Regions from separate parts of the Homo sapiens genome. Here region 1 is linked to region 2. A link is a loop called in an ENCODE intact Hi-C map of the cell type or tissue named here. Cell type or tissue: chondrocyte. All regions are shown on one strand. Each heading gives the region's core, and the rest is flanking DNA. Links, peaks and the distances in the headings are about the cores only. Region 1 has its middle 37 kb from the start of UMODL1-AS1. Region 2 has its middle 38 kb from the start of LINC01668.

Region 1 (2,915 bases), core at 327-2,826, 670 kb before region 2:
AATCTTAATACATGTGCCACGTCTGTTCATTTGTGTTTTCTGTAATAATGAAAACTTGGTTTCCTGTCATCCTACCTCCCCCATCCAAGTCTATTCTTCGACAAACACTTCCTGAGCACTCACAGTGCTCCAGGCCCTGAGCTTAGCGCTCTGGGCGAAGTGATGAGAGGGACAGACCAAGCCCTGCCCTCACAGAGCACACGGTCTTGTGGGGGAGGGAGACGCTGAAGTCAGATGATGACAGCCATGGTAAGTACTGAGAGTGATGATTGCATGTGTGCTGTGAGATGCCCCTGACCTGGTCCCTTCATCCACCCATCTAACCATCTAACCATCTACCCATCCATTCACCCACCGACCCAACCACCCATTTGTCCACCTGTTCACACATCCGCTCGTCTGTCCATCCATCCACCCACCCACCCATCCACCCATTCACCCATCCATCTGTCTGTTCATCCATCCAACCATCCATTCATCTATTCAACCATCCATCCATTCATCCACTCAACCATTTATCGATCCATTCATCCAACCACTCACCCATGCATTCACCCACTCATCCACCCCTCCATCCATCCATCCACCTCCATCCACCCATCCACCCAACCATCTGACTGACCATCCACTCAACCATCCATCCATCCATCCATCCATCCACCCACCCATCCATCCACCCATCCATCCATCCATCCATCCATCCAACCAAGGAATGTGTATTGAGTCCCAGTTTATATACTGACATGAGGAAGACAAGAAAAATGAGGCAGAGTTTTTGCCCTCAAGTATTCACAATCCATCTGAAGAAAAACCCCTGTGGATACTATAATACGTGCAGTAAATACAGGGAGGCCTCTGGTGGAAGGAAGAGAGAGAAACAGAAAAATGCACGTCTATGCATATGGACTTGTGCACCTGTTCCCATTACTTCATTGGAAGGGCTTTGGGATGCTGCTGTGTCATGACTGCTGTTTAAGAATATTATCAGCATGCATATTGCTTGCAGCTTAAACCCTCCGATCCTAGACTGTTTCCACTGGCATGGCTTAAGGGATTAAATCCAAAGTGTATGGAAACAGAAGGAGGAAGGGAGGGCCCCTGGGTGACCCTTGGATGTCTGTAGAAGTTGTTCACTGCTCTCCAGTGCAGATGTCACCCCAGGGTTGTGCAGTGCACAACCTGTAAGGCCAGACTTCAGGGCCTTGGAGACTTCCCAGAAGATCTCTTAACAGACTGAGTGGGCAACTCAAATCCTCCTGTCTGTGGAAGCGGGGAAACTGACATAGACATATTCTATACAAGCCTCATTATAAGCCCTCCACAAATGATTGTTCTCACTGCGCAGTTGAGGAAATGGAGACAGCAACTTTTCTGAAGCCAAACAGCTGGCCAGTGAAGGAACTGCAATTCAAACCAAGCTCATTGGGTGTAAAGTTCATGCCACCCTCTGCTTTCTGTGGGGGATGGGAAGGAGGGTCTTTGCAGGCTTTAGAACTCAGAGTACCTCTGAGATGTGGGAAGAGGGCTTAGGGGTTCCCCAAGGCCAGTGGGCCTTGGGCTCCTGGGGTTCTGGGTCCCTGGAGGTTCTCATGTTCAGACACTATTGGGATCTCAATCTTCCTGGCCCAGGATCCCAAGCTGTGAATCACTGGAAAGTGGAAGATCTGATGGAGGTGGAGGGTCTGATGGAAGAGAATCTGATGGAGGAGGGTCTGATGGAGGTGAAGGCTCTGATGGAGGAGGGTCTGATGGCGGGGGAGGGTCTGATGGAACTGGAGAATTACTGGGGCTTTCCATGGGCCCTCTGGCCCAGGTTGCATCTCTCCATGCTGGCCACTAGATGGCGACATTAGCTGGAGTCCACGCTGGAAACCGAATGTCCCCTGAGTTTCCGCAGCAACCACATCCCTGGGTTCTCTTGTTTGTTCTCTTTCACTGGATTTGAGCCTCTTGCGTGTCTGAAATTGTTCTGCAGACCTGCAGGCTCCGGGGCACATGTGTGCAAAGGTGGTGCCCTGGAGGCCCTGTAAATAGCTCAGAAAGTGAGGCTGGTCTTCTTCAGAGACTGAGTGATTGCGAAGTGCAGGACAAATGAGTCTATGTGGGGGCCACAGCACGGATGTCCACCCTCCCATCTGGATTTCCCAAGAATGGGAGACATCTTTTCCCTCCCTTCCCGTTTCTGGGAGGACAGGGGCAGATGGACAGGCGAGTAAGACAGGTGGCAGGGAGCCAGCAGCCCTAGGAGCTGGTGCTGGGGAGGCCCAGGTGAGATCCCTGTGGCTCAGAAGAGGACCTCTGCATGTGGAAGGGACGCCCGCAATGCCCAGTGACACCTCTCTCTATTGTGGAGGGTGACGGAGTCTGCTGAGGTAGCCACATAAGCACCTAAACCAGAAGTGAGTATCTAAAACGGCCTTGCATGCCATAAGTCATCAGATAAGAGGGGCTGGACAGGGGCTCCCCAAGCCTGTCCTCAGCTGTGACCAGGTGGCTAGCAACCCTCTTTAGTTTGAGCACCTGCTTTGTCCCAGAGAGGGAGTATTAAATGTCCGCTGTTCACCCCCCACGCCCCATCTCTGTCCCTCCTGGGGAGGAAGGCTGTGGTGGGAGTCAACCCTCGCATCCCATCTCTGTCCCTCTTGGGGAGGAGGGCTGTGGTGGGAGTCAACCCTCGCATCCCATCTCTGTCCCTCTTGGGGAGGAGGGCTGTGGTGGGAGTCACCCCCCGCACTGTGTCTCTGTCCCTCCTGGGGAGGAGGGCTGAGGTTGGAGTCACCCCCTGCACCCTGTGTCTGTCCCTCCTGGGGAGGAGGGCTGCAGTGGGAGTCAATCCCCGCACCCCGTCTCTGTCCCTCCTGGGGAGGAGGGCTGTGGTGGGAGTCACCCCCCGCACCCTGTCTCTGTCCCTCCTG
Region 2 (2,915 bases), core at 162-2,661:
CAGTGGCACAATCTCAGCTCACTACAACCTCCTCCTCCTGGGTTCAAGCAATTCTCCTGCCTCAGCCTCCTGAGTAGCTGGGATTACAGGCACCTGCCACCACGCCCAGCTAATTTTTGTATTTTTAGTAGAGATGGGGTTTCACCACATTGGCCAGGCTGGTCTCAAACTCCTGACCTCAGGTGATCCACTGGCCTTGGCCTCCAAAAGTGCTGGGATTGCAGGTGTGAGACACTGCCCCTGGCCCCAATCACTTCTTAAACTTAATCTCTACATTGGGGATCAATTTCTAAATGGGTTTGGGAAAGGACAAGCATTCAAACATAGCAGGTTCTTTTCCTCAACAATAAATTCCCATCTTCATTTTATTGGGATCTCACTGTCTGAGCTCTTTATTCTCTTTTCCCCAGGAAGATTGTGCTTGAGAAACAATCATCAAGTCTGTTGGTCCACATCTCCCGCGCACTCCCTGGATACCCCCAACAGGCCAATCCATCAAGCCACAGCTCAGTTTCCAGGGCTTTAAGAGAAGCAGAAGAAACGCTTCCACAGTCCTCATTGTGTGCAGGGAATGAGCATGAGTTATGGGGGCTCCTCAATGCTGAGCCTAGCCACCCCACTGCTGCATCCCCACAGCCCTTCCAGAGGGTCTCTATCCCTCCTTATCTAAGAGCAAATCCGGGCTCCATGTCACTGAGTGCTTACTCATCCCCAGGAAGAGGCAGTTGTTGCACTACGGGGTTTTTTTCTGTAATAAATGTCCTTTATTTTATCAGAGCATGGCACTGAAAGAAAAGAAATCAAATGTATAACTTGCAAACCAGTGGAGTGAGGAAAAGAGGAGGAGGTGCGTAAAACACAACCAACCCAAAAGAAGGGGGTTGATGCCAGTTAAAAAGTGGATGCAGTAAAAAGAAAATACGAAATAAGTTGGGAAAACTGAGTCAAAATATACTAGAATTCTATTTCATATAAATAATGTAGTCAGTTAAAAGACAGACTTCTTAAAGTAAAAGAAAAAAATCCAGCCATCTGCTGTTTACAAGAGACATACCTAAAATATAATGAAAAAAGGAGGACTAAGAAAAGAGTTGGGGAAAATATACCAAGAAAATACGAAATCAAAAGAAAGCTGTTGTCACAATTTTGATATCACACAAAAGTGACTTTGAGACAAATAGCTTTATTAGGGATAAAGAGGGTCCTGGCTTAGTAGTAAAAGGAAGAATTTTTGAGGAAAGGCAAACTTTGAACCTATGAGCCACCAAGTAAATGTTTTCAAATATGTAAAACCTAAATTCAAAAAGTTAATATATTTTCAACTTCTTCCATTCCTCTTCCTTCTCCTTCCTCACTCTCTCCTTCTCTCCCTTCCTTAATAATTTAGTTTAAAATCTATTAGACTGAGCAAGGTGATGGTGGGCCCCCTGGTGGCATGAAGCGCAGCAGCAGGAGGAGGGGCAGCATCACAGGCCTGGAGTAGGTGTCAGAGTCCAGGTGGTGGAGGGGCCAGGATGGCAGACCAGCGTAGGATGGTAGGGTGGCAGGGCCCAGCTGGGCACTATGGACCAAGTTGTATCCCTCAACATTCAAATATTGAATCCCTATGTGACTACATTTGGAGATGGGGCTTTTAGGAGGTAAATAAGGAAGGTTCCATGAGGTCATAAGGGTGGGACCCTCATCTGATAGGACTGGTACCCCTCTAGGAGAGAAGAAGAAAGTCTATGTGAGAACACAGCATGAAGGTAGCTGTCCACAAGCCAGGAAAGGAGCCCTTACTGGGAACCCGACCAGGCCAGCACCTTGATCTCAGACTTCTTGCCTCCAGAAGCCCCAATGCAATGAGGAGGTATCCACGGGACCTGGCCCCAGAATTGTCCTGGTGCAGAGTTCCAGATCCCAAAAGGGATGAGGAGAGTTTACTTATGGGGACAGCAGTGGCCCACAGAGTGCCAGGACCCGAGAAGAGTGGTCAGGACATCCATGTTAGGAGGTGGGTCATCCACTGGAAATTGGTCAGACACTGGGGATTGATACAATAGTAAATACACTGATGATAATGGGAACCAGGTTTCTCACTGTTGGAAAAGGGAGTCACAAATCTGGAAAGGGAGAAAATGAGAATGCGCTCCATGGGGTTGGGTCGGAGGAACTGGTGTGCACTCATGGTCTTCAATATAAGTACAGAAATAGATCCGCATAGAAATGTGTGTATTAATATGCTTGTTTCCTTGCTCTGTCCACTGAGAAGGCCTTAGACCTCAACAGTAATGAATACACCTAGAGCTCAGATCTTGGTTTCTAAATACCATTCTCCAATATATAAAATCAGGGCTCCCTGGAGAAATGGCTGATTGTAGAGCTTGGGCAGGAAAGGTACAAAATAAGCCTGAAATCTTTTTTTATAGAAACAAGGCAGTGCTCAAAGAATGATGGGACATGTCAAAAAACAACACAGGGGAAAAGAGGTGGAGCAAGATGGCCAAATGGAATCCTCCACCAATTGTCCTCCCAAATTTAACAATGATCTACACAAAAAAGCACCTGCATAAGAACTAAAAATCAGGCTGGGCACGGTGGCTCATGCCTATAATCCCAGCACTTTGGGAAGCTGAGGTGGGTGGATCACCTGACATCAGGAATTCAACACCAACCTGGCCAACATGGCAAAACCCCATCTCTACTAAAAATACAAAAACTAGCCGGACGTGGTGGCAGGCGCCTGTAATCCCAGCTATTTGGGAGGCTGAGGCAGGAGAATCATTTGAACCCAGAAAGTAGAGGTTACAGAGAGCCAAGATCAAGCCACAGCACTCTGGCCTGGGTGATAGTGTGGGACTCCATCTCAAGAAAAAAAAATAATAATAATAATAATAAAAAAATGAGGTGAGCAATCACAGTTTTAACTTCGT

Evidence for each region. Hi-C counts contacts between places; a loop is a spot of excess contacts. Peaks named below come from ENCODE experiments on the same cell type or tissue, not always from the same donor. Only the 100,000 strongest peaks of a DNase experiment are listed, where the experiment ranks them.
Region 1: it touches region 2 in a loop (8-fold over the local background); 8 of 110 quality-filtered maps call a loop at or near these places.

The regions. Positions count from the first base shown.
Region 1 is chr21:42,143,847-42,146,761 of GRCh38, forward strand. No RefSeq gene overlaps it. Among named protein-coding and RNA genes, the nearest start is that of UMODL1-AS1, 37 kb to the left of the region's middle. In chondrocyte, for the core only: a CTCF peak has its summit at 1,837 (motif pointing right); no DNase peak of the experiment used is centred there.
Region 2 is chr21:42,817,001-42,819,915 of GRCh38, forward strand. No RefSeq gene overlaps it. Among named protein-coding and RNA genes, the nearest start is that of LINC01668, 38 kb to the left of the region's middle. In chondrocyte, for the core only: CTCF peaks have their summits at 1,429 (motif pointing left) and 1,631; a DNase peak (open chromatin) is centred at 1,476.